3 separate regions of the Homo sapiens genome follow, and regions 1 and 2 are each linked to region 3. Evidence: read pairs that join two places in POLR2A ChIA-PET (ENCODE). Cell type or tissue: GM12878. All regions are shown on one strand. Each heading gives the region's core, and the rest is flanking DNA. Links, peaks and the distances in the headings are about the cores only. Region 1 overlaps VAV2 (vav guanine nucleotide exchange factor 2). Region 2 overlaps WDR5-DT (WDR5 divergent transcript). Region 3 overlaps BRD3 (bromodomain containing 3).

Region 1 (5,000 bases), core at 1-5,000, 91 kb after region 3:
GGTGGCCTGGGCAGGAGGCCAGTGTCACAGTCACGACTCACCTCCCCAGTGGAGCAGCTCAGGCCCCCCAGCCTTTCTCTGGTGTTGCCGTCTGGTGGCCTGGGAGGGGTGGGCTGGCTCCTGGGCTGCCCCTCTGTGTGTGTGTGGGCCGTGGGCCTGGCCAGGACAGTTTCTAGGCTAGAGAGTCATTGGCGTAGAACATGTGGCCCCCTCCTGGGTTCCTGGGGCACAGTGGAGTCACCGGTCCCACGGTGCCTGCTTGCGGCTGCCCCTGGGCTGCCGTGGCGACCCAGATGGTGACGATCAGGATCAGTTAAACACCGAGGGGCCAAGTGGGTCTGACCCCCAGAGGGCTTTCCCTGCCCCCGACAGGCCTCACAGCAGCAGTTACGACTGTTCCATCTGCAAGCTTTGGAGACTGAGGGTCAGAGGGCACACGGACTCTGCCTGACTTCGTTGGGGGAAGCGATGGTGGGAGTGGAACCCGGGGCTTCCCGGTCCAGACCTTGGTGTCCCCACTCCCCGCAGGAGGCACCGCGGGCTCCTGAGATACTGTGACTTGCACCTGTAATATATATATATTTTTTATTTCAAAAAGGAAAAGATAGAATTTTCACACACCATTCCCTTCTCATGCAAATGAACCTTGGGAGAAATTGGCCTGTCATCTCTTTGGGTGTATTTTGTGGTAATTTAGCTGCTTAAACGAAACATCTGTTAACCAGGGAGAGCCAGGCTGTAGATTAAAGCAAGAGTACAGAAGCCGTTTGCATTTACTGTGATTGAGGAGTGGCCTGCTAGTTCAGGGCTGCCCTGCAGATGGACAGACGAGACCATTTGACACGAGAGGCTGTGGGGCAGGTGACAGGCCCGAGGCTTTCTGCTGCCTGCCCCTGGGGCCTGAGGAGAGGCAGCTTTCTTGTTGGTAGCTAGGCCAGAGGCTGGGGCTGGGCTTCGAAGTTGGAGGTGCTGGGCCAGCAAGGCTGGGCCCAGGGAAGGAGCCACCTCCATCTCTGCAGCCCCACATGTGTCTGTCAAAGGGACCAGGTACACCAACCACAGGGCTGTGGGTGCCGTGGACAGCCTCGTGATCGCCACTGCCACGCCTCTGTGGGCTCCTCTGTAGAACGGGCTGTGGGGGTGGTCAGGTGAGGTCTGGTGAGGTCCCGTGAGCCTCGGTGGCCTCGTGTGGGCCAAGGTCCCTGGCTCCCAGCAAGCACCGAACGTGGTGCCATCCCCCAGCCTCCGCTTGGGAAACTGCCTTTTTACGAGACTTGTATTTTCAAGACATGGCGGGCGGGGGTTTTCCTCACATCGCTTGCTGTGTGGGGTCATCGGGTGGGGCCCTTCCCCAGGCCTTCCTGTGCCCAGGGAGCTGAGGACCTGGCACTTGTGAGTGATTGGCCCTTGGGGCAAGGGAGAGATGGTTGAGACTCGGTCTCTCCTTCAAGGAGTCCTGCAGAGTCTGAGGGGAGCGGGAGGAGTGTGGCCATTGTGGGAGCTGTTGAGTGGGCAGGGAGGGTGGAGGACCAGGATGGCAGGAGCAGCGGGTGCTGAGGCCAGGGGGTGCAGACCACCCTGCACGTCTGGGGGGTGGCAGGAACTCTGAGTCACTGCCTTGAAGGCTGCAGGGAGGCAGGGCCGGCTTCATCCTGGGTGTGCCAGGGAACCCTGGGCAGGGTTGGTGCAGATGTGGCGTGCTCAGATTTGGCTTTGGAAAGCTCCACTGTGTCTGCACTACAGGGACACCTGGAGAGGGAGGCCTGGAGCCCCAGAGGCTGGGGCAGAGGCAGATGGGGGTGTCCAGGCTGGGGGGTGGGGAGAGAAGTGGGAATGGAGAGAGATGGACGGCCCCGCTGGAGCGCAGGAGGAGTGGGTGGGCTTGGGGTGGATTGGACTTGGGTGATGAAGAGGGTGCTCTGGGGTCAGGCTTGAGCAGTGCGATGGACAGTGGGGCTCATCTGGAGTTGGCCCTAGGGGTTCAAGTCCCCCACTGGCCAAGGTTGCAGGGATGTCTGGGTTCTCCCAGCAGCCTTCCTGGAATCCGCTCTGGTCAGGGTTGGGGTGTTTCAGCTCCACCCCTGAGGTTCCCTGGTTGGCCTCAGGCTTCTTGTCTCAGTGGTGCTGATGCTGGTTGGTGTCCAGGTTTGCTGGACTTGAAGGTGGGAGGTCAGTGGTCTTGGTGGGTCTGGCCCCAGCCTGGGAGTGACCAAACTTAGCAGCCTCTGGCACTGTCAGATCCCTGGAGAGAGACGTCTGATTGGCACAGACTGAATTCCAGATCCTCCCTCCTTCCCTGTTCGTTGTATTCTCTACCATGCCAGCAGCGCAGCCGTGAGAAGCCGCAGTTCATCCGGCAGGAGGGAAGCAGGTGCAGAGGCTCGTCCTCGCAGGCCCGGCGGGCACGGTGGAATCCAGCTCTCGTCCTCGCAGGCCCGGCGGGCACGGTGGAATCCAGCTCTCGGGGGAAGTGTGAATCCCGGCATGTGGGATTCATCTCAGGCAACTAGACGGCTTTCACCGACACCCGGCCAAACTGCCTCAAAACCCAAAACAGTTGTCTCTTATTTTTAAGTGGTTTTTGCCTGTGGAAAGAGTGGTTTTTCTTAGAAAAGGGCACTGCCTTAGATTGATTTTTGGGGGACTCACTTATTGCTATTGATCTGTTAAAGCTTTAATCGGGAAATAGCCTCGTGGTGGTTCTCAGTGAGGCACATTTGCTGCAACCGAGGGTGGCTGTGCTGTCGCGAGCCGCTGAGCCAGCCAGCCGGGGGTCTCGAGACACCCTCCAGATCTGAGCTGGGGACAGGGCCCTACCCCGGCAGGTCCCAGGAGTGAGCCCAGGGCTGACAGAGGACAGTGCCATGGTCTGAAGCTGCACGAGAGGCAGAGGCCGATGGTGGCTCTCTCTCCCGGCTACAAGGCTCTGTGATGGGTCAGTGTGTGGCTGGAGGATGTCCCCAGGCAGCCCCAGAGCCCGGGTCGTGTAGGCTCTAGAGGACCGGCAGCTCTGTCCAGGCCCCCGGGGATGGCCCCATGGGTAGGGACCCTGGGGACCATGGGACTGGCCCCGAGCGCGTTTCTCTTCCTCTTCATGTTGCCTGGTGCATGGGTGGTACCAGAGCTTTGACAACTGCATCTCTGAGCCTCTCTTGCCTTTTGGTGGTGTTTTTCCCCCCCACAACCTTTTCAAATGTATTATTTATTTATTTAATTGGTACATAATAATTGTACGTTGTTTATGGGGTATGTGTGACACTTTGATACACATATGCCATTGTTTATGGGGTATGTGTGACACTTTAATACACATATACCGTGTGTAATGATGAAATGAGGGTCATTAGGATGCCCATGATCCCAAACATGTGGCATTTCTTTGTGTTGGGAACATTTCACGTCCTCTCTTCTAGTTATTTTGAAATATGCAAGAAGTTATCGTTAACTGTAATCCTCCTGCCGTGCTTCTGAGCACTAGGACTCGTTCCTGTCTAATTGCATGTTTGCCCCCATTAACCAATCTCTCTTCACTTTCCTGTCGCCCCACCCAGTCTCTGATGTCCATCATTCCACTCTGTCCCTCCATGAGGTCAACTTTTTTAGCTTTAACATATGAGAGAGACATCATATGATATTTAGGTTTTTTTTTTTTTTTTTTTTTTTTGGTTATAGAGTCTTCCTCTGTTGCCCAGGCTGGAGTGCAGTGGTGTGATCTTGGCTCACTGCGACCTCCACCTCGTGGGTTCAAGCCATTCTCCTGCCTCAGCCTCCTGAGTAGCTGGTACTACAGGTGCACACCACCACATCCGGCTAATTTTTGTATTTTTAGTAGGAGATGGGGTTTCACCACGTTGGGCGGGCTGGTCTCAAACTCCTGGCCTCAAGTGATCCACCAGCCTAGGCCTCCTAAAGTGCTGGGATTATAGGTGTGAGCCACTGCACCCGGCCCATATGATATTTAGCTTTCTGTGTCTGGCTTTTTTCACTTAACAATGACCTCTAGTTCCATCCACATTGCTGCAATGACAGGATTTTATTCTTTTTCATGGCTGAATAGTATTCTATTGTGTATATATGTCACATTTTCTTTATCCATTCATTCACTGATATTTAGGTTGATTGTGAATAGTGCTACGGTAAAGGTGGGAGTGCAGATATATCTCAAACACTGATTTCCTTTCTTTTGTTTACATGCCTGGTGGTAGGATTGCTGGATCAGGCAGATCTCTTTTTAGTTTTTTGAGGACCCTCTGTACTGTTTCCTATAGTGGCTGTATTAGTCTACGTTCTGACCAGCAGTGTACTAGTGTTCCCCTTTCTCCACATCCTTGCCAGCATCTGTTGATTTCTTGTTGATAATAGCTATTATAACTGGGGTGAGATGGTATCTCGTTGTGGTTTTGGCTTGCATTCCTGTGATGATTAGTGATGTTGAGCATTTTTTCACATGCCCGTTGGCCATTTGTATGTCTTTTGAGAAATGTCTTAATAACAGATTATTTACCCGTTTAAAAATCAGATTATTATTATTATCATTACTATTTGCTTTTTTTTTTTTTTTTTGAGACAAAGTCTTGCTCAGTCACCTAGGCTGGAGTGCAGTGGTGCAATCTTGGCTTACTGCCACCTCTGCCTCCTGGGTTCAAGCAATTCTCCTGCCTCAGCCTCCCAAGTAGCTGGGATTGCAGGCGCCCGCCACCAAGCCCAACTGATTTTTTGTATTTTTAGTAGAGACAGGGTTTACGGTGTTGGCCAGGCTGGTCTCAAACTCTTGACCTCAAGTGATCTGCCCGCCACGGCCTCCCAGAGTGCTGGGATTACAGGCATGAGCCATCGTGCTCGGCCCTGCTATTAAGTTGACTTTTTTTTTTTAAAGTTTTAAATTTTTTATGTTTTTTGAGTCAGGATCTTGCTCTGTCACCTGGCTGGAGTGCAGTGGTGTGATCACAGCTCACTGCAGCCTCTACCTCCTAGGCTCAAGTGATTCACCTCAGCCCCCA
Region 2 (10,212 bases), core at 2,121-7,120, 70 kb before region 3:
ACTAAGTCACTGCTGGTGGCCAAAGCCTAGTTAATGTTCTGAAAATCTCCATCGTGTTTGTTCCTCTTCTGTGATTCTTATTTTCTCTTCTATTTTCACCTGCCATATTTTTTCCTGAGGCTGACAACTGTTTGGTAGGATATAAGAGGATTTAAAACTTAGTAAAGCAAATTACTTGCCTTTGTTAAATTCTCTTCCTTGCTGGCGTTATATGGTTTCAGAATTTTAGCTATGACTGCAGGCAGGGGTGGATTGCAAAAATTGCTGAATGGGGTTAGAGGATTTTCTCTTTTTTTTTTTTTTTTTTTTTTTTGAGACGGAGTTTGCTCTTGTTGCCCAGGCTGGAGTGCAATGGGGTGATCACCACAACCTTGGCCTCCCGAGTTCAAGCAAGTCTCCTGCCTCAGCCTCCCGAGTAGCTGGGATTACAGGCATGCGCCACCACGCCCAGCTAATTTTGTATTTTCAGTAGAGATGGGGTTTCACCATGTTGGTCAGGCTGGTCTCAAACTCCTAACCTCAGGTGATCCACCCGCCTTGGCCTCCAAAGTGCTGGGATTACAGGCGTGAGCCATCACGCCCAGCCTTCTCTAAACAATTTTTATAAATACAACATTTTGGCCAGGCACAGTGGCTCACGCCTGTAATCCCAGCACTTTGAGAAGCCAAGGTGGGCAGATCACAAGAACAAGAGATCAAAACCATCCTGGTCAACATAGCGAAACCCCATCTCTACTGAAAATACCAATTAGCCAGGCATGGTGATGGGTGCCTGTAGTCCCAGCTACTCGGGAGGCTGAGGCAGGAGAATCACTTGAACCCAGGAGGTGGAGGTTGCAGTGAGCTGAGATTGCACCACTGCACTCCAGCCTGGCAACAGAGCGAGACTCTGTCTCATAAATAAATAAATAAACAAACAAACAAACATTTCTAGAAGGTTTCTCCCCACCTGCACTCAAGGATCTCTGATCAGCCCAACAGTCCAGGCCTGCTGGCCACCCTCCCCGCTGGCCCAGGTCCCTCCACCAGTCTCTCCTCCCCAGGGCACCCCCAACCAGCCAGTGTCCACTTGGGCCTCCCTAAACGTGGCAAGTCTTCCGGCCCCCAGCTCCTCCACAGTGAAAACATCTTCCATTGTAATTCCTGGGTCAGTGTCCCCTGGGTCTGGCTGAGTTGAGTCTGACCCTCATCACAGCACTCTGGGCACTTGGCCCAGGAGGTTGGGGGTGACATGTAGCACTGAGGAGCACTTGTGCACCCAACACTGTATTCAGTTTGTCACATTTAGTACCTCCTTGCACCCTCCCAACAAGCCTGTGACGTGATGCCTTTATTATCTCCTTTTTACAATGAGGAAACCAAGGCTCAGAGAGGTTGAGAAGCTGCCCAAGGACCCACAGCTAGTGGGCATAACCAGGGAAGTGAGCCCTGACTCTAGGCAGGACAGCGCTTCCAGGGGTGGCCTCTTCAGAGACGGCACCTCTGGGATCAGGAGCAGGCAGCACGGCTCTGAGGTTGCAGCAGGGCTGAATGCAGAACACCAGCCTGTTTTAGGAACCGTGTCGTCACCTAGTAACTAGTATTTCCTCGGGGACAGTGGACTGCCGAACCCTGAGAGGGAGGGCCACTGGCAGCGATGGACGAATGGCCCGTGGCAGGAGTGCTGGTGTCCTCGAAGCAGGCAGCCCGGAAGCACTGGCCCCTTCATGGCCAGCCCAGAGCTTTGGGGGGCAGCGGATTCCGATGGCAGTTGATTCGGGAAGGTGGAGGAAGCCGAGGGACGGGGCAATGCCCAGGACCCAGGGTTTCCCGGAGCTGCTGACCAGATTTCCAGGCTTGTGGGCCACCTCAACCTGGCCACTGTGCAGGGAGCTGTTGCTGCTGCCTGGAGATCCTATGGCTCCCTGCCAGCCCAGGTCAGTGGGATTTTATGTTAAATTCCTTTTCCCCTGGTAACTATGCCAGGACAGCCAGTTGGGGGATTCATGTCACCATCCCCCATCCCCAGGATCTCCACAGGGGCCCATCAGGGCCCTGTGGGCCTTCACCTGACAGCTTTATGCTGATTGGCCACGCTCAACCCAGGTATCCAGAAAGCCACTTCCAGTCCTCACTATACCACTGTCCTTCTCTTCTTCCCCCGGCCTTAGCTCCCTGGTACAGAAAGAGCAGGGTAGACAGAGGAGCCCATCTTGTTGACACGGACTGTGTGGTTTCTTCCTTGTGTCAAATTCTCTCCTTCCACTCCGTTCTCCTTCCCACCAGCCTCGTTCTCCATTCATCACGTCCGCTCCCCTGGCCATCCTCTAAGGTGGCCCCTCTAGATTGCCCCTGTCTGCAGTGACAACACTCCACTTTGACTGGCACAGCCCCAGTTCCAGAACCGGAGTCCCTGCCCCTGGCAGCCCCTCAATCCCAAAGAAATCCGGATGGTTGATCGCCTGGGTTGTCCCTTCCTTAAGGCCCCTCCATCCTTGCCAGCATCCTGACCCTCACCAGGGGCCGCTCCCTTGTCCACCTCCCTCGCTACTGTGGGCTCATGAGAGAGGGACACCCTGTCCACCTCGGTGCCTGCCAGGAGGGACACACAGCAGGTGCTCAATAAAGACCCTCACAATGAATGAATGGTGGCATGTTCTCTTCCACTTCCTGTTGGGATTTAAACCTGTTAAACTTGCTTAAAAGTCCCTATGACTGTCTGCCTGCCCCACCTTCCACTCCACTCCAGGCCAGGGTGTCCCCGGGGACGGCCCCCCTCTTCCCCCAGGTGGTGCTGGGAGCTCAGCTGCGCGTGCCCAGAAGCCATGCAGGCACCAGTTTGGGTCAGGCCAAGCTGGGCGGATCTCCCAGCCAGAATTCCAGGAATGCGACCCTTGTTTCCAAAGCCAGGCTGCACCTGGCGCAGTCTGCAAATCCCCTCCCCACCTCGGGTTCTCGGTGGTGCTGGTGGCGGCAGCATAATCCCACTGGTTACAGAGGGTCCCGGCAAAGACCACTGTGAAAGATACAGCTCCTGGGACAGACCAGGTGGAAATCAGAGGCCCAAAGAGCCAAGGCGATTTTTCAAAGGCTTTAGTTTGTTTTGTTTAGTTTTGTTTGACAGGGCCGGGTGGGAGGAGTGTGGCTAGTGCAGTGGTGGTTTGTAGGAGTCATTTTTTAAGGGCTCTATATGCAGCTGCTAGTAGTACTCCACCCGTGCTTCCCCATCATACCAAACTATTTCCATCTGTCCGAGCTATTAAAAACCACCACAGCTGTTATTCCTGAGTGCCTACTGTGTGCCTGTCACCCACCTAAGGACTTCATTTATTTTTATTTATTTACTTATTTATTTATTTATTTATTTATTTATTTTTGAGACGGAGTCTGGCTCTGTCGCCCAGGCTGGAGTGCAGGGGCGCCATCTCGGCTCACTGCAAGCTCCACCTCCCAGGTTCACTCCATTCTCCTGCCTCAGCCTCCGGAGTAGCTGGGACTACAGGCGCGTGCCACCACACCCGGCTAATTTTTTGTAGTTTAGTAGAGACAGGGTTTCACTGTGTTAGCCAGGATGATCTCCATCTCCTGACCTCGTGATCCACCTGCCTCGGCCTCCCAAAGTGCTGGGATTACAGGCGTGAGCCACTGCGCCCAGCCTATTTTTATCTTTATTTTTATTTTTAAGACAGAGTCTCGCTTTGTTGCCCAGGCTGGAGTGCAGTGGTGTGATCTCAGCTCACTGTAACCTCCGCCTCCTGGGTTCACGTGATTCTCCTGCCTCAGCCTCCCGAGTAGCTGGGATTACAGGCCTGCACCACCTCCCCCGGCTAATTTTTGTATTTTTAGTAGAGACGGGGTTTCACCATGTTGTCCAGGCTGGTCTTGAACTCCTGACCTCAGGTGATCTCCCCACCTCGGCCTCCCAAAGTGCTGGGATTACAGGTGTGAGCCACCACGCCCGGCCCACCTAAGAACTTTAGATACCACCTCATTCAGTCCCAAACGTGGGAGCTATTCTGATCTTTACAGATGAGGAAAATGATTTAAAAGACCTCCACGCTCTGGTAGATGAGGAAAATGAGGGGCCCAGAGAGCCTCAGTGACCTGCCCAATGTCACACAGCCAAGTACATACAGGCTGGGGCTTGCCCCTGCTCTGCAGACCTCCGTAGGAGCCACGTGTTCCTGGAAGTCATACCGGCCCTAAGTGTGGACATCATCCCTGAGCGGCTGTCCCCACAGCAGCTCTGTGGTCCGCCCTCCACGCCGACACCCGCTCCCAGTTCCTTCCCTCCTGCGCCCCCAGCTGCACTTTAGCCCCGCTGCCCGTTCCCATTGTTTCTGGGATTTCACAGTGATGAAGTGTTTCTTTGGGATAAAATAGAAGCGCTCCCTGACTTGGTTAAGAGGCAGCACACTCTCCACGGGGATAAGTAACCTAAGGAAAGAGGTGACGTGGGATTAGGCGAGCGCGTACCAGCCTTGAGGGGGGCGGCCCTCGCCAGCCCGAGGCACTGAAGGCCGGGCCCTGGGGCGGTAGCTGAGGAAGAGAGGAAAAAGCCACAGACGCAGGGCCCGCCCCGCTGCATTTTCCACAGCTCGCGGAGAATTCCCTAGGCGGGGAGCAGCTGCCTGAAATAGGAAAGCTGACGCAGAGGAGAGGCTCGGGCTCAGGTGGAGGCCTTGGCCTGGTCTCTGGCTCCCAGCACCTCCCTTCCTTCCTGGCTCCCCCAAGGACCCTCGCGGCCCCTCCATCTGCCCACCCCTGCCCTATACCTCTGCGGTCTTTAACTCCCCACAAAACCAGCTAAGGCCTGAGCATCTCCACGAATGCGGCAGAAGAGGCTTCTCCAAGGCGGTCAGCCTGGGCCCTACTCCCAGCTGTCTTCCAGTGGCCAACAGAGCTTGGGGGACAGCCTTGGAGGCAGGGAGCAGCCACCCCACCACGCCTCCAGCGGCTAGAGGCAGGCAGGCAGGCACATGGGGCCGATCTCAGCACGGTGGGCTATGGGAAGGGTGGGCAGGCTCGAATTCGGGCAGAGGAGGTGCAGTCCATAGGACATGGCTGGTCCTGGATAGTTCTGACCTCAGACATTGAGTTCCTCATCTTGGGGTCTCATGTTAAAGCTGTCGGAAACCAGAGAGGCAGGGACTACCAGAGCGTGGAGGTCATTTGAATCACAACCGTGGTTTCTAAGACAGAAATAAAAGATGGACCCCAAGTGCCTGTGGGTTTGTTTATTGGAGATGAAGTCTCACTCTGTTGCCCAAGCTGGGGTGCAGTGGCACGGTCACACCTCACTGCAGCCTCGATCCCCCGGGGTGCAGGTGATCCTCCTGCCTCAGTCTCTCGACGAGCTGGAACTACAGGTGTGCACCACCATGCCCGGCTAACTTTTTAAATTTTTTGTAGAGATGGGGTTTTACTGTGTTGCCCAGGCTGGTCTCAAACTCCTGGCCTCAAGGTATCCTCCCACGTCAGCCTCCTAAAGTTCTGGGATTACAGCACTGGCCCCAGTGCCCATTTAGAATATACAACCCTTTGTGAGTTCCCTCCCAGGAATCTTTCCTTCAGAGACACCTGCAGAAGGGCCTGAGGCTGCCCCAGGATGTCCGTGGCAGCAGTATTTATAATGATGAACTCATTGGAGACAAATGTCCATCTGTAGAGGAATAGGTAAATACGCCATGGGACATCCGGATTCTGGAACAGTCCACGGCCGCCAAAAGGATAAGGTAGCTTGGGTAGTCCTGCCACAGAGCAACGGCAGCGACATGTTGTTAAGAGGGAGAAACAAGCAATGGGAGAAGGGGCACAGAATGACCAGTTTTGTAAAACAAAGCCAGATGCGGGGAGGAAGGTAGGCTTTGGAGGGTGCAGAAGAAATGGTTCCACAGGAGCCCACAAGGAATGAAAGTAGGAAGGACCAAGGCCAGGAGCGGTGGCTCACGCCTGTAATCCCAGCACTTTGGGAGGCCGAGGCAGGCGGAGCACCTGAGGTCAGGAGTTTGAGACCAGCCTGACCAACATGGTGAAACCCTGTCTCTACTAAAAATACAAAAAATAGCCGTGCGTGGTGGCAGGGGCCTGTACTCCCAACTACTCGGGAGGCTGAGGCATGAGAATTGTTTGAACCTGGGAGGCGGAGGTTGTAGTGAGCCGAGATCGTGCCACTGCATTGCAGCCTGGGCGACAGAGCGAGACTCTGTCTCACACACACACACACACAAAAGAAAGTGGGGGCGGGGGGGGGTCTCTCAGTTCTCCCTGGGGAGCACCGATGCTCTTCAGGCAGGTGTCCTGCCTTTGCGATGAAAGAAATAACAAGCCTCCTTCATTTTCCACAATAGAAGAGTGATACACAGGGCTGCTAGACCACTACAAATCTCTCCCATCAACCCAGTTCCCACCCCTCACCTCGTCACCCGCATCCCTGGAGTGGTGTTTATATAGGTACTGCCAGGTGTCGTGGGTCTGAAGCAGGCCCACCTGGTACCTGCCCTCAGGGAGGGCTCCATCTGGGGGAGCCGGACCCGCAGGCAACAGTTGCAGGATGCAGTGCCAGGTTCTGGAATGGAAGGCCATGCTGACGAGTTGGTGGAAAATCAAGGGACCCTTCCTGGGTGGTGTTCAACCAGAGGCGCCAGAAAAGCCAGGCTGCCCTGCAGGCACCACACAGGCCTCTGGGGTGAGGACGGGCTGTGTCAGCAAAGGCCAGGGCGTGGGGGCAGTGGGGTGAGGCTGGAGGCACAGGGGAGATCCAGCCAGAGAGGTGGGTATGCGTAGGGCTGACCCCCACCCCCACCCAGCATGCTACAGGGAAGGGTGGGCGAACGATGCAGACAAGGTGGGTGGGGGATGCTCACAGCCCTCCTTGACGTGAAGCCAGGAGACAGCTGAGCTGGCACAGAGACCAGCCACCCACACTGGGCCGACTTGGAGGCCTTTGCCTCGTGCCAAGCTGGGGAAGGTCAGGGAGGCCCAAGGATGAAAGAAACCATCCTGGCCAGGTGCAGTGGCTCACGCCTGTAATCCCAGCACTTTGGGAGGCCAAGGCGGGAGGATCACGAGGTCAGGAGATCGAGACCATCCTGGCTAACATGGTGAAACCTCATCTCTACTAAAAATACAAAAAATCAGCCGGGCGTGGTGGCAGGCACCTGAAGTCCCAGGTATTCGGGAGGCTGAGGCAAGAGAATGCGTGAACCCAGGAGGCGGAGCTTGCAGTGAGCCGAGATGGCGCCACTCCACTCCAGCCTGGGCGACAGAGCGAGACTCCGTCTCAAAAAAAATAAAAAAATAAAATAAAATAACATCATTTGGGGGTAGCAGTGTAGAAGGATGGACCCTAACTTGGACCCCAGTGCCCAAAGGCTGACCGGGTCTCGGAGGGGCCTGGACACACTTGTCTCTGCAGGCTCTGCCTTTCACCCCAAACGAGGCGGGTGGTGTGGGCAGGGTCCCGCCCTGCAGGGCTGTTTGTGAGAGGCAGAGACACTGTGAGCTTTAGGCCAGTCGGGTGAGAGCAGGACCTGCGGGAAGCGGTGAAGGGCAGCAGCAGAGGGAACCCTTGCAAAAGTCGCTGCAGACGGGCTGGGCCACGTTTCCGGGCTCCTCACTTAGGCAAAGTGCCTCTCAGACTTCAGGATGCAACAGAATGACCTGGGGAGCTGGTGGAATGCAGGTTCCCCGGCCCCCCGGTAGGTCTGGGGAGGAGCCCAGGAATCTGTAGTTCTTTTTTTTTGAGATGGAGTCTCACTCTGTCACCTCCTCTGGAGTGCAATGGCGTGATCTCGACTCACCGCAACCTCCACCTCCCAGGTTCAAGCAATTCTCCTGCCTCAGCCTCCGGACTAGCTGGGATTAGAGGCATGTGCCACCACGCCCAGCTAATTTTTGTATTTGTAGTAGAGGGGGGTTTCACCATGTTAGCCAAGATGGTCTCCATCTCTTGACCTCGTGATCCACCCACCCAAAGTGCTGGGATTACAAGCGGGAGCCACCACACCAGACCAGAATCTGTAGTTCTAAACAGCCACCTGTAAGCTCCTGGCCACACTTGGAGAAACTGCTCTGGGCCCAGCCCAATGTGACCTGGATGCAAGTCCATCCTCACAGCCTCCCCTCCCCTTCTCTGGCTCTCCCCTCGGCTCAAGTCTCAGCGCCTCCTTCCCAGCCTTTCCTTCCTCTGGCGCTGAGCCAGCCATGGTCCTGGGACTACACTGCCCGCACAGCCTCATCCCCTCCTCCAGCCTCGGCTCATCCCTCAAGGGCCTCAGTCTCTCCAGGGTCCCCAGATTCCCTTCCTGAGGGAGAATCTTGCAGTGTGGGATCCCACACAAGCCTGTGGAGGCCACCTATAGGCAGTGCCCTCCTCGCCAGCTATGTCTGTTGGGAGTGGGGAGTGTCCCGGCTCAGGGCTGCCACTTCAGCAGAGCCCGTGGTGGCCGAGAGGAGCTGAGAGCAGCTGCGATGTGACTGGCCACTTTGGCCTGCCTGGCACAGCATCCAGACAGTTCCAGCCATCGTGGGATGCTCCTCCAGCAACGCACCCAGAGACTACGTGTCTGTCCATCTGGGCGCTGCTAGCCTGGCTCTCTTGTCTCCTCTTTCTGTCCCGCAATCCCGGACCCTTCCCATTGGATGGTCTGTCTAGGGTGAGATCCCAGATCTGCCCCTTCTACAGCATGGGCCTCGTCCCCATCTCCTGTGTCCAGCCCTGCCACCTGCGCTGAGCTCTCAGCAGAGGGATCCTGACGAGAACATGGAGCCAGAGGTTTACGAGACTCTGAACTGCACAGGGGTTAAAAACATGTGTTTAGCTTAGAGTCAGACACACCTAGGCACCTCCCTACACCTCAGTTTCCTCTGCTGTAAAATGGGAAGCCCAACCCGTCTGGGGTTTTAAGGATTCTTATGCAATAAGGGGGCTAGACTCGGCAAGCCCTCAAAGGTACAGTTTTGTTTTTTTTTAGATGGAGTTTCCCTCTTGTTGCCCAGGCTGGAGTGCAGTGGTGCGGTTTTGGCTCACCGCAACCTCCGCCTCCTGGGTTCAAGCAATTCTCCTGCCTCAGCCTCCCGAGTAGCTGGGATTACAGGTGCCTGCCACGACGCCCAGCTAATTTTTTGTATTTTTAGTAGAGATGGGATTTCATCATGTTGGCCAGGCTGGTCTCGAACTCACCCCAGGTGACCCACCCACCTCGGCCTCCCAAAATGCTGGGATTACAGACGTGAGCCACCATTTCCCAGCCAAAGGTACAGTTTTTATTTATTTACTTTTTGAGACAAAGTTTCATTTCGTCATCCTGGCTAGAGTGTGGTGGTGTGATCATAGCTCACTGTAGCCTCAACCCCTCAGGCTCAAGCAATTCTCCTGCCTCAGCCTCCTGAGTAGCTGGAAGCACAGGTGCATGTCACCGCACCCAGCTAATTTTTTATTTTTAGTAGAGACAGGGCTCTCCCTATGTTGCCCGGTCTGGTCTTGAACTCTTGGACTCAAGCAATCCTCCCACCTCAGCATCCCAAGATGTCGCGATTACAGGTGTGAGCCAATGTGACCAGCCAGGTACAGTTCTTTTTTTTTTTTTTCCGAGATGGAGTCTTGCTCTGTCACCCAGACTGGAGTGTAGTGGCACAATCTCGGCTCACTGCAAGCTCCACCTCCTGGGTTCACGCCATTCTCCAGCCTCAGCCTCCCAAGTAGCTGGGACTACAGGCGCCCGCCACCATGCCCGGCTAATTTTTTGTATTTTTAGTAGAGATGGGGTTTCACCATGTTAGCCAGGATGGCCTCAATCTCCTGACCTCGTGATCCGCCTGCCTCAGCCTCCCAAAGTGCTGGGATTACAGGCGTGAGCCACTGCGCCTGGCCCAGGTACAGTTCTTTACAAAACATTTTTTTCTTAAATAAATAAATTGTAAACATTAAATTGGATGGGACTATCCATTTCTATGTCTTACACATGTGTAGATTTGTGGCCCACCACCATGACGAGGACTATAGGAGAGTTCAAACCTCCAACCCCTCCCGGCTGCCCCTTGGAAGTCAGACCACACCCCGTCCCCAACCCCTGGCTATCACTGATCCACGCTACCTCCCTCCAGTGTCGTTTTCTCCAGAATGACATACATGGAGTTACGCAATATGTAACCTTTTGAGACTGGCTTCCTTCGTTCAGCACAATGCCTTTGACATTCATCTTTCACGTTGCATGTTTCAGTTTGTTTGTT
Region 3 (10,212 bases), core at 3,375-8,374:
CCTGAGGCATGGTGGCTCAGGGTTTCCCAAGTGGGGTGATTGGCACAAAACCAACAGCTATGCCCAGTTGTCGATGGGAAGAGCCATGTTTTGCTGTGGATACACACGGTACCGGGGCGGGGTATGGGGAACCGGGGCCTACTCTTCCCAGCGTTGCTGCCTGGGAGGTGGGGGCATGCCTGAAGTCGTGCTGCGGGTCTCTTGGTTTTCAAAGCAGTTAACGCAGTTGGTCAGAGGATCCTCCTCTTGCTTCCTTGACCGGTCATCAAAGTATAACTGACCTGACGGGGTTCCTGTCCTAGGCAGGTTCCTTTTTTTTTTTTTTTCTCTTCTCCTCTTGAGATGGAGTCTCGCATTGTTGCCCAGGCTGGAGTGCAGTGGCACGATCTCAGCCCACTGTAACCTCTACCTCCCGGGTTCTAGCAATTCTCCTGCTTCAGCCTCCCAAGTAGCTGGGATTACAGGCGTCCGCCACCACGCCCAGCTAATTTTTTGTATTTTTAGTAGAGACAGGGTTTCACTGTGTTGGACAGGCTGGTCTCGAACTCCTCACCTCGTGATCCACCTGCCTTGGCCTCCCAAAGTGCTGGGATTACAGGCATGAGCCACCGTGCCTAGCCAGCAGGTCCCTTATATCACGAAGCCAGTATCTGGTTGAAGCTAGAAGGTAACTGGATGAATCATGGTAGAATGCAAGGCTTCTTGCCGTAAAAGGTTTTGGAACTTGCGGGTCTGCCTTGGGCCTTCCCGACCCCTGTGGCTCCGCCCCCTTGTTGGAGCAGAAGAGATGCACAGGTAGCAAAGCATGATGGGGTGCCAGGTGCATTTGGGTCAGCGTTTGCCAAGAATGGCCTTGCTCCTGTGTTTTTGTTGGTACTGCCACCTTGTAGAGGTGCCCAGCTGGTGGCGGAGCATAGGGTTTTCTTTGCCTATTCTCCTTCCTGTGAAATCATGGGCACAGACATCATGGGCCCCTGTGCCCGGGCCTCCCTGCTCTGGTTCCTGGGCTCCTGCCATCTGAGAGGCTTGAGGGCTTGCTTATTTGTTTGTTTGTTTGTATTTTTAGTAGAGATGGCGTTTCACCATGTTGGCCAGGCTGGTCTCAAACTCTTGGCCGTGAGTGACCCACCCGTCTCTGCCTCCTGAAGTGCTGGGATTACAAGCGTGAGCCACCATGCTCGGCCAAGATGCTTGAGAGCTCATTTATTTATTTACTTATTTTGAGACAGAGTATCACTCTGTTGCCCAGGCTGGTGTGTAATGGCATGATTTCCCTTCACTGCAACCTCCACCTCCTGGGTTCAAGCAATTCTCCCTGGCTCAGCCTGCCAAGTAGCTGGGATTACAGGTGCCCGCCACCACGCCTGGCTATTTTTTTTAATTTTTTTTAATTTTTTAGTAAAGATGGGGTTTCGCCATGTTGGCCGGGCTGGTCTTGAACTCCTGACCTCAGGTGATCCACCCATCTCAGCCTCCCAAAGTGCTGAGATTACAGGTGTGAGCCACCATGCCTGACCGAGAGCTCTTTTAAAGAGAAAGTGTCACTTTGGGCCATTCACCTGTTGGTGGTTTAAATTGTAAGTCTTCTGGCCACTCCTGATTGAGCTCGCAGTGGAGCCAGGACCTGTGCGTGTGGCTGGAGGCTCGGACCCTGTTGTGTCCGTGCTGTTGGCTGTCTGCGTCTCGCACCAGTCTGTGGCTGTTCCCTGAGAGTCAGTTCGCAGGCTGCCTCCTCACAGGGCCTTCGGAGCCTGGTGTTGGGAAGATGGGGCGTGGAACATGCCCCCGCCCCCCTCCTTGCCGCAGGCCCCCAAGGTACTGAGTTCGTCAGAAGTTAATCCGGTATTGTGGGAGACAACTTTTCCAGCCACTTGGAAAAGTGTCCCGCTGAGGGTGCAGTGATGTTCAGGAGTCGCCGGCTGGATCTTTCTGAGTGTGGCTTGATAACCAGCTGCAGCATTTTGCAAAGCACCCAGTGGACTCGGGTGTGATCTGCAGAGGCGGCTGCTGGCCAGGCCTGGAGTCTGGGGCAGAGGGAGTGCCCTCAGTGCACCTGTGAGGACCTGGGACTAAGAGTCGGTACCTGGGAGCTGTGGGACTCTGGGGCGGGACGGCCTTAGCCTCCGTGTGAGCACTGACCGAGATGAGGCACAGATGCATCTGTGTGAGGTGCCCGGCCCCTGCAGGAGTGCTGAGTATTGTAGCTATAACCTGTCATGTGGCAGAAGGAAGAATCTACTATAAGCGGCTGAGAGGATGCCCTCCCTGTGCCATGCGTCACTGGAGCCTTGGCCTGACAATCCCACAAGGAGCAAAATGTGCAAAGGGGCAGCTGTGTGAGCCTGCGGGTCCAGGGTGCCACCCGCCCCCATCTGCCCACACCACAGGACAGAGCCCTGGGTATGCTGACCAGGCCCTCGCTGGTACCAGGGGCTGGGTAGGAGGCAAGGGTCAAGCACGGTGGCTCCGTGGGCTGTGGACTCACAGACAGATGTGCTGCATGCCCACGCTTTGCTCTTAGCTCTGCCTCCGGTCTGTCCCGGCAACAGGCCTGGGGGCGTCCTGCAGTCCTCGGCATTTGTGGTTGGGGGTGAGCAGAGAACATAGACGAAATAACCAAGGGGATGGTCTGAGAGCTGCGGCCCTGCTGGCCCCTTGTCCTGGCTCGGCATGGCTGAGTGGGACAGCAGTGAGGCCAGGCCTGTCTCCTGGGGCCGGGGTGTTTTGTGAGTTTGGTTCTTGTCAGGCCGGCTGAGAGGAGATGGAGCAGACAGATGGATGCTAGGTGGGCCTGCCGCAGCTTTGTTTTAGGAAGTGCGGAGCACCAGGGCCTGACCCTGAGGCTGTGTCCCTCTAAGAGCACGGTGTCTCCTTCCCTCTAAAGGGCCAGGTGCTGTCCTCACTCACTGCCCCTCTGAAGAGAGTCCCCTGCCTGAGTCGTGGCTCTCCTGCCCTTCCCAGACCCGTGGGAGACCCTGACTACGTGGCGGTGGCCTGGGGTTGGGAGGGCCTGACCAGTGTCTGTGGGGCCAACTTCCTCGTTCCCAGCATGTGTGGAGGGTCGGGCCTCCTCACGCGCCTCATGAGGGTCCCACGGGGGTAGAGCGTCCTTTGAGTCCTCTCTATTCGAGGAGTGGGTAGAGAGGCGGGTAGGGACGGAGCTTGGAAGAGGTGACGGGTTGTGGCCAGAAGGCTGTGGGGGCGTCATGGCAGGAAGGGAAACCTTCAGAGAGGCCGCTCACCCAGGGCCGTGGGGCCATGGAGAAGCACAGGCCCTGGGTTCAGAAAGCAGGAGGCATATGAGGTCTTAGGTCTAGAAGGCACTGGTGGGTGCAGAGTGGGGAGAACTGTGGGGTGCAGGGGACAGTCACGGGAGAGGCAGCGCTGGCAGCTGCACCTGCCCAGCGTGTCTGGGGCCATGCCCCAGGATAGCCCCACCAGTCTGCTGAAGCGCCCCGGGACAGGGCTGGGCCTGTAGAGCCGGGCCCTCCAGGCGGCCAGGCAGCTGCAGGAGAGCAGGTGCGCTGTGCATGGGGGGCTCACAGCACTGGGCAGATTCCCCTGGGGAGTAGGCGCCAGGGCTGGCCGTGCCTGCTTGGGTGGGGCCCACGATGCCCAGCTGCCCTCCCCAGGGCTCCTCCAGGGCTACAGGGGGCCCCCAACCCCCGACTTCTCCCCTGGCTCCATAGAAGGAAGCAGTTGGCTCCGTCTGTCACTGAAGGCAGCCCTGCCCTGACAGATCCAGTTTCCCGAGTCCTGGAGGGTGGCCGCTGGTCACCACGTGGGCTGGGGAGGCCCCTCTGGCCGCCTGGGGACAGGTGCTAGGTTGGCCGGGTTAGATGGGGCTGTGGGGGCAGCAGGCTGGGATCCCTTCTCACAGACTCAGCTCCCTCCTGCCACAGCCGATCACAGCACTGCTCCCAGCATTATCCCGAGAATTCTGGGGCTGTGGGGTGTTGGCGGTGAGTCTGGCATGGATGTCCAGCTTTGTTCAAGCTGGCTCTGGCCTTCTCTGCCTGGGCGACGTTGTGCCCCTTCACCTCTGAGCGTCCCCTCCACTTATGGAAGATGGGGCTCATCTGACCCCCACTGACGCAGGACAGAGTCCAGGAGACGGGCTGGAGTGCCCCAGTGGGGGCCATCCAGTCAGGGACACAGGTACAGAGGCCCAGAGCTATGGAAATTCCAGGGCTGGAGACCCATGGGGAATGGGGAGCCCCTGGGAAAGGCCTCCCCTAGCTTCCTCCAGCACCCCCACCCTTGGTTCCAGTGCTCCTGTCTCCCACCCTTTAGCTGGCAGGTCTGGTTGAGCCCCTGCAGAGCTATGTAGCCCTGCCCCTCCCTGCCACTGCTCCTCCAGACTCATGCTATAGCTGGAATGGCCTTGGTAAGCTGTCCTCCCAACCCTGCCTGTTTGCTGAAAGCTGGGACTCCCCATCCCTGGACCCCAAATAAGGACTTTTTGCTCTGGGCCCAGGCCAGGCTGGAGATGCCCCCATGGTCCAGCCGCTGCCCCTTGGCTGGTTTGCCCCAGGGTGTGGCATTGGAGGCAGCACCCCTCTGTCCTCCCTCTGTGGAGTGCCTGAAGGCTAGGCTGCTGTGCTGCCCAGGCGACATGCCTGCTCCTGCCCCTCTGGGTCTCTGCTCCCCAAGAGGGCCATGGAATGGCAGGAGGGGTCAGGGAGACTGCTACTGGCATTTCTGGGTGTTTTCTTTGGTGGCAACTGGACAGATTCCCATTCCCTCCCTGTTTGTCCACAGCCCTGAAACAGCCCTGGACTCAGCATCTTTTCTGATGAATTCTGGGCTGGGCCAGCCTAAAGGGGGCTGAATTTCTGCTTTTCATTCAGGTCCTCCTGTGCCCTATGGAGAGGAAGGCAGAGTCCAGGGACCTTGGGAAGGGTTCAGGGGGCCACCCACAGCTTCAGGGCCAGAGGTGGGCCTGCCTGGGGCCACACAGCAAGGGTGAGGATAGGTAGGATTCGGGCCACCTCACCAACATTCCTTCCATGTCCAGCACAGAGCCTCTCTTGGATGGGGCATGAGTGGGACCCAGGAAGGGGGCTAGTCAGTGTTAGGGGAGCCTGGCCACTGCCCTCTCCCCGCTGGCTACTTTGGAAATCTCCATGGCATTCCAGATCGTGTGTGTGTGTGTGTGTGTGTGTGTGTGTGTGTCAGGGTCTTGCTCTGACATCCAGGCTGGAGTGCAGCAGTGCGATCACAGCTGACTGTATCCTCAAACTCCCAGGCTCAAGTGATCCTCCCACCTCAGCCTCCTGAATAGCTGGGATTCTAGGTGCACCACCAGGCCTGGCTAATTTTTTTAAATTTTCGTAGAATCAGGGCCTTACTATGTTGCCCAGGCTGGTCTCGAACTCCTGGTTTCAGGGGATTCTCCTGCCCCTCCCAAGGTGCTGGGGTCACAGGCCTGAGTCACTGCGCATGGCCTGGGTCTTTCTTGAGGATTTCACCAGACCCACTCACTGCTGGGTTTTCGCTTGGCGTTCGAGGACTTTTGTGGTTTGTCTGAGTTTCCTCTCTGGGCAGTTTCGGATCCTCTTGTGTCTAAGGCAGGCTGCCTGCTCACTCCGACTTTTACCCGACTGGCAAGGGTGGCCTCTGCCTCTGTCTCTGCTGGGCCCGGCAGGCAGTGCCTGTGGGCTCTCTAGCATGGGCTTTGTGGGCAGCTGAGTGGGAGACCCGGGGAGGTGGACCCCAGGGAGGGTCTCTGAGCCTCCGCCCCCTCCTCTGGGAGACAGAGCTCCATCCCTGTCCTGCAGTGCCCAGGGGAGAGCAGCAGTGGCACATCTGGCTCCCCAGGCCTGTCCCCCAAGGACCCACCGCTTCCCTGCCATGGTCCCAGGGATGGAGTGCGTTTGCTGAGGACAAGGCTGCTGCTGCTGCTGCGACAGGCTGCTGATGGCCAGGCTGCCTTCCTGAGGGGGCCTTGCCCGCACAGCAAAGAGCCCCCTGGAGCGAGGTGGCTGCCAGCAGGCTGTGTGGGAGCCCCTTCACCACTGGAGGGCTGAGTGGTGAAATGAGTTCTTCCTGCACTGTACATGCTCACAGACCCTTCTCGGTTCACATTTTAGCAGACAGGCTTCCAGCCCCTCCAGTGTCCAGGGTCCCTGTGGTGTGGGGCCCCCCTGTTCCCCAAGAAAAGGAGCAAGGGTTTACCCCCAGGAGACCACACCCCCTTCTGCTGCACATTCCCGCAGGGCAGCTGCGAGGGGTGAAGGAGGGATTGCGGCACGAAGGTTTTGTGTGTCTCGTGTCTAGACTTTAAGGCACTGGGGTCTCTGGCACCGCTGCCTTCCTCCAGCCCGAGTCACTCCACCTGAGTCCATCTGCCCCACCCCTGCCCCACTTCCTCACAGGAGTCCCGTCGGCTTATTCCCCATCGCATGAAGGTGGAGAGTGGGTGCAAGGCAGAACCCTGGACCCCACAGTTGCTGTGAGGACGCAGGATGCAGAGTGTGTGTTGAGGAACGGGGTGCTGGGGGCCCGGGGAGAAGGGAGGTGCACCCTCTTCCCTCTGAGCAGCTTCCGCGGGCGGGGGCAGCTCTGGGCTGGCCCGTTTCTTCCAGACCCCACTCATTTTCACCCCCCACATTATCATGAAGCAGATTCCAGACACATTTCATTCATAGAACTTTCAGTCCAAATCTCTGAAAGATGAGGACTTTTGAAAGATTGTAACCACAACGCCACCATACCCCCAATACTAACTCTGGTTCCGGAAATACAGTCAGTGTTGAATCAGTGCCCCTTGGCTCCTCCAGCAGGCGCTGCCAGCACACCGGCCCAAGGCACAGCCTCCAGTGCCCAGCTTTGCTTCAGATCCAGTGCCACTGCCCCACCAGCTGTGGGGCCCAGGCCACCCCTTCCTGGACTATAAAATGGAGCCCTCTTCGGCCAGCCGCCCACCCTCCCTCTTGGTGACACAGTGGGCTGAGCGAGGGGATACTGGGTTTTTTCTTTTGCAGCAAAATCTGGCCCCCCTTTACAGCTGATACAAGGCTGTCTGTAGTTTGAACCTTTGTGTATCTCTGCAGAATACCGGGTTTGATTTGGGATGTCATCTCAGACCCTGGGGTAGGGGTGTGTGTAGGAGAGACACCTCTACCCCCCGGGAAAAGGCTTCCCTTGCTGGTTTGGCTTTCTGAAATCCAAAAAGTTGACAGTCACTACAGGAGTAGAGGCAGGTGACACGGAGTGGTCAGGCTCTGGCCTGGGGGGGACAGGGATGTAACAGGGGCTGGTCCCTGGTGTCCAGACGTGATCCTTCTGTTTACTTTGTTTCTGGGAGCTGGGAGAAGCGAAGGCCATGTTTGTTTTGGGCAGACATGTTCTGAATGTCCAACACTGCCAGCCACACTCCCAATGTTACCTCTGTTCGTCCACGTGGCACCCTGGAGTGATGCAAGGTCCTCCTCCCTTTGCTGCGGCCCCAGGGGACTTGGGATCTAGGGGCACCTCCTTTTCTCCCCAGCCAAGGGGGCCCATGGTCACACCCAGTTCTAGCCACTGGCTAGGACGTCCCGGCCCCCAGAATGTCCTTGCATGAGTGAAGCTGTGGCCTGCGGGAGGCATGACTCTCATGCCTGCGCATGGGCTGTGGTGGGAAGCACTCGGTAGACGACGGCCTTGCTAAGCTCTCAGCACAAACCATCTCTTCACAGCGAGGTCAGCTGGGGGTGGAGAGCCGGGCTGTGAATCCTGGTGTGCCGACACCGCGGGCGCTCCATGCCTCCCTCTCGCAGGGCCTCTGTGTCGGGTGTGCAGACCCCAGGGGGGCCCCTTACCGCCTTTCTGCATGGGCCTCTGTGTCTGGTGTGTGGACCCCGTGGGGGCCCTGCAATCAGCCCTTTCAGAGTCTCCACTGGACCTTGGGTTCTGGAGGGGCCTTGTGGCTGGCGGCTGGCCCTGCCCTGGGCTGCCTTTGTGTCCTTGCTGGCCGTTGAGGGTGGGGGAAGCAGGAGCGCCTCGTTCTTTAACTTCCCAGGGTCTTCTTGCTGTGTGGCCGCCTGCAGGTTGAGGAGCCTGGGACAGGAAGCCCAGGGTCTTGATCCTGGGCTGTGCCTCCACTGCCGACTGCTGAGTGCTTTGTGTCCCAAAGCCTTTGCGCTCAGGTGGCATTCCGGAGGTGAAGGAGGAAGGGGCCTCAGCTTAGTCGTCCGTACACGTGCGCAATTATTCTGACCTTGCAGGTTTGTTGTGGGGATTGTGGGGTCTCGGCATCGGTGAGCTGAAGGGCTCGTGGCCCTGGCCGACCACCTGTGCTGTTTGTGGTGTTTCTCCACTGTCTGCTCCCACCTCACCTCACCTCACCTCACCTGGCAGAGGAGCCACCGACGTCTGGGCCAGAGGGCTGAGGTGGGGTGAACATGGTGTGAAAGCACCACACTCTGCAACAGGGTGGCTGTCCTGCTTGTGCACCCTCTGGGGCACTCGCAGGCTGGGGTAGGGTGACCCCACCACCGTCCTTCTCTTGTTGGAACCTCCACGTTGATTTGGACCGTAGTCCATCACTGATTTTCAGCTGGCCTGGCCAGTGTCTGTTTCATTGTAATTTCTTTGTGGAAGCCTCAGTTGTCTTTCCCATCTCGGGATGTGGCCCCGAGCTCCCTGCACAGACGTGGAAGGTGCATGGGCTCTGGTCGGGAAGCTGTTTGCCTCATCTCATTTCCGTCGCCCTAGGGGAGGTCTTTCGAGTTGGTCTGCAGGTTGCCCTGGTTCTTTCCAGTGTCTGTGTGGGGCTCTCTTGCACAGACGCCTTCTGGTTTCTTCAGCTTCTCTGTCTGGACAGTTGAGACACTGAGGGTGGCAGAGCCAGGCCCTGGCTGTGGCTCTAGCCTGTCCACCCACTGTGCTTGGAGGGAAGGTGTCTGCAGACGGGACCAGCCCTCGGCCCCAGAGGGGATGACATGGTGTGAATGTGCTGTGGACGGGGACCTGAGGCACTGAGCCCGTCTCAGCCCTCCCTCCCCACTGGGACTCTGGGAACTGCACATTCTCCCACAGGGAGGGGTCACCCCGGGCTCTCACCTGACTGTCGCCTCCTGGTCTCCTCCTGCCCGGCGTGGTCCTTGCCAGGTGGTGGGTCCCAGTACCTGGTAGCGGAGGGGGCTTGAGGGGGATGCCACCCCTTTGCCCTCTGGCTGCCCTCCCTCCCTGCCCCTCCCACTGGCTGGTGCCAGGCTGCCTGGGGGCTCCGCTTCTATGCCAAGGGCTTCTGGGGGAGGCAGGGCCACTTATCATGGCATCGTGTTGTCCTCGAGTTTTTGCAAAATCTGAGTGTGTGGGGTGTAGGTGTCTCAGAGGGCAGGGTTTGTGTTCCAGGAGAGGAGAGGTGAGATCACCATGCCTCACCACCGAGGGTGGGGCAGTCGCCTGCCCGTGTGTGCCAGGGGCTTTTTATACTGCACCCCTCAGCCTTCCAGGTCTTGTTGGGGTTGGTGTGTTTCTGCCAGGTAGCGGAGCTGGAGGCAAACTGCACCCTCAGGGCCTGTAGTGACCACTGGCATTCAGTGAGCACATGCTGGCACCAGGTGCAGCCCCAGAGCTTTAACCACATTGGCCGGGATTTCCCTGGCAGCAGCAAGAGGGCTTCTGGGCTGGGCCTTGGACGGCTCTGCCGTGGCTCGTGGGCTGGTGCCAAGCAGAGCCTGGGGCGCCCCTCCTTCTGCCTTGCTCAAGCTCACAGTCCATGGCCGGGCGGGGCTGCCCTCCCCACCCAGGACGAGGCATGCACTCCGGTGTCCATGGCTGGAGCTGGGCTCCTTCTCAGTCTCCGGTTTGAAACAGTGGTCAGGTGGTTGGAAGTGGGTGGCTTAGAGGGCCTGATCTGGCCAGGCGTGGGATCCTGACGGCAGCATAAGCAGGCCCCCATGTTGAGCTGTGACCGTCCATCCTCATGCTTGGAGGAAGCTGGCCTGCAGCCTGGGAGCCTTCCTTTGTGCCCTGACCACCCCCACATCCCCAAAGGTCAGTTTCAGCCCCATTTCCTGGCTCTGGGCCTGTGCAGCAGCAGTGGATACTGGGAATGTCCCCACCTGACCGACACCTGGGAGCTGACATCTGGGCCCTGGGAGGCAGCAGCAGCACAGCCTGGGCCTTCTGTCAGGGTGCTGCCCGGCAGTCTCAGCGGAGCTGCGTGTGGTGCTTGGTGCCCATAACTGGCGTGAGCTCTCTCTGTGCCTGACTCCTCCA

Evidence for each region. Peaks named below come from ENCODE experiments on the same cell type or tissue, not always from the same donor. Only the 100,000 strongest peaks of a DNase experiment are listed, where the experiment ranks them.
Region 1: POLR2A ChIA-PET joins it to region 3 with 5 read pairs; 2 of 35 experiments call an interaction of 5 or more read pairs at or near these places.
Region 2: POLR2A ChIA-PET joins it to region 3 with 5 read pairs; 15 of 35 experiments call an interaction of 5 or more read pairs at or near these places.

Annotation. Positions count from the first base shown.
Region 1 is chr9:133,966,598-133,971,597 of GRCh38, reverse strand. The region is part of intron 1 of VAV2 (vav guanine nucleotide exchange factor 2); the gene reads left to right. Among named protein-coding and RNA genes, the nearest start is that of VAV2, 23 kb to the left of the region's middle. RefSeq lists enhancers at 1-668, 669-1,553. In GM12878, for the core only: no CTCF peak of the experiment used is centred there; no DNase peak of the experiment used is centred there; H3K27ac peaks cover 593 bases.
Region 2 is chr9:134,123,859-134,134,070 of GRCh38, reverse strand. It overlaps WDR5-DT (WDR5 divergent transcript), which reads left to right. Exons shown (of 2, transcript NR_186420.1): 2 at 1,598-2,621. Among named protein-coding and RNA genes, the nearest start is that of WDR5-DT, 7.0 kb to the left of the region's middle. RefSeq lists enhancers at 1,189-1,758, 3,477-4,320, 4,321-5,166, 6,207-7,088, 7,089-7,970. In GM12878, for the core only: no CTCF peak of the experiment used is centred there; no DNase peak of the experiment used is centred there; H3K27me3 peaks cover 308 bases.
Region 3 is chr9:134,055,551-134,065,762 of GRCh38, reverse strand. The region is part of intron 1 of BRD3 (bromodomain containing 3); the gene reads left to right. LOC100130548 (a long non-coding RNA gene) reads right to left here. Exons shown (of 3, transcript NR_135126.1): 2 at 9,049-9,113; 3 at 6,958-8,801. Among named protein-coding and RNA genes, the nearest start is that of BRD3, 7.4 kb to the left of the region's middle. RefSeq lists enhancers at 2,263-3,174, 5,355-5,534, 5,555-5,604, 5,409-6,150. In GM12878, for the core only: no CTCF peak of the experiment used is centred there; a DNase peak (open chromatin) is centred at 5,532.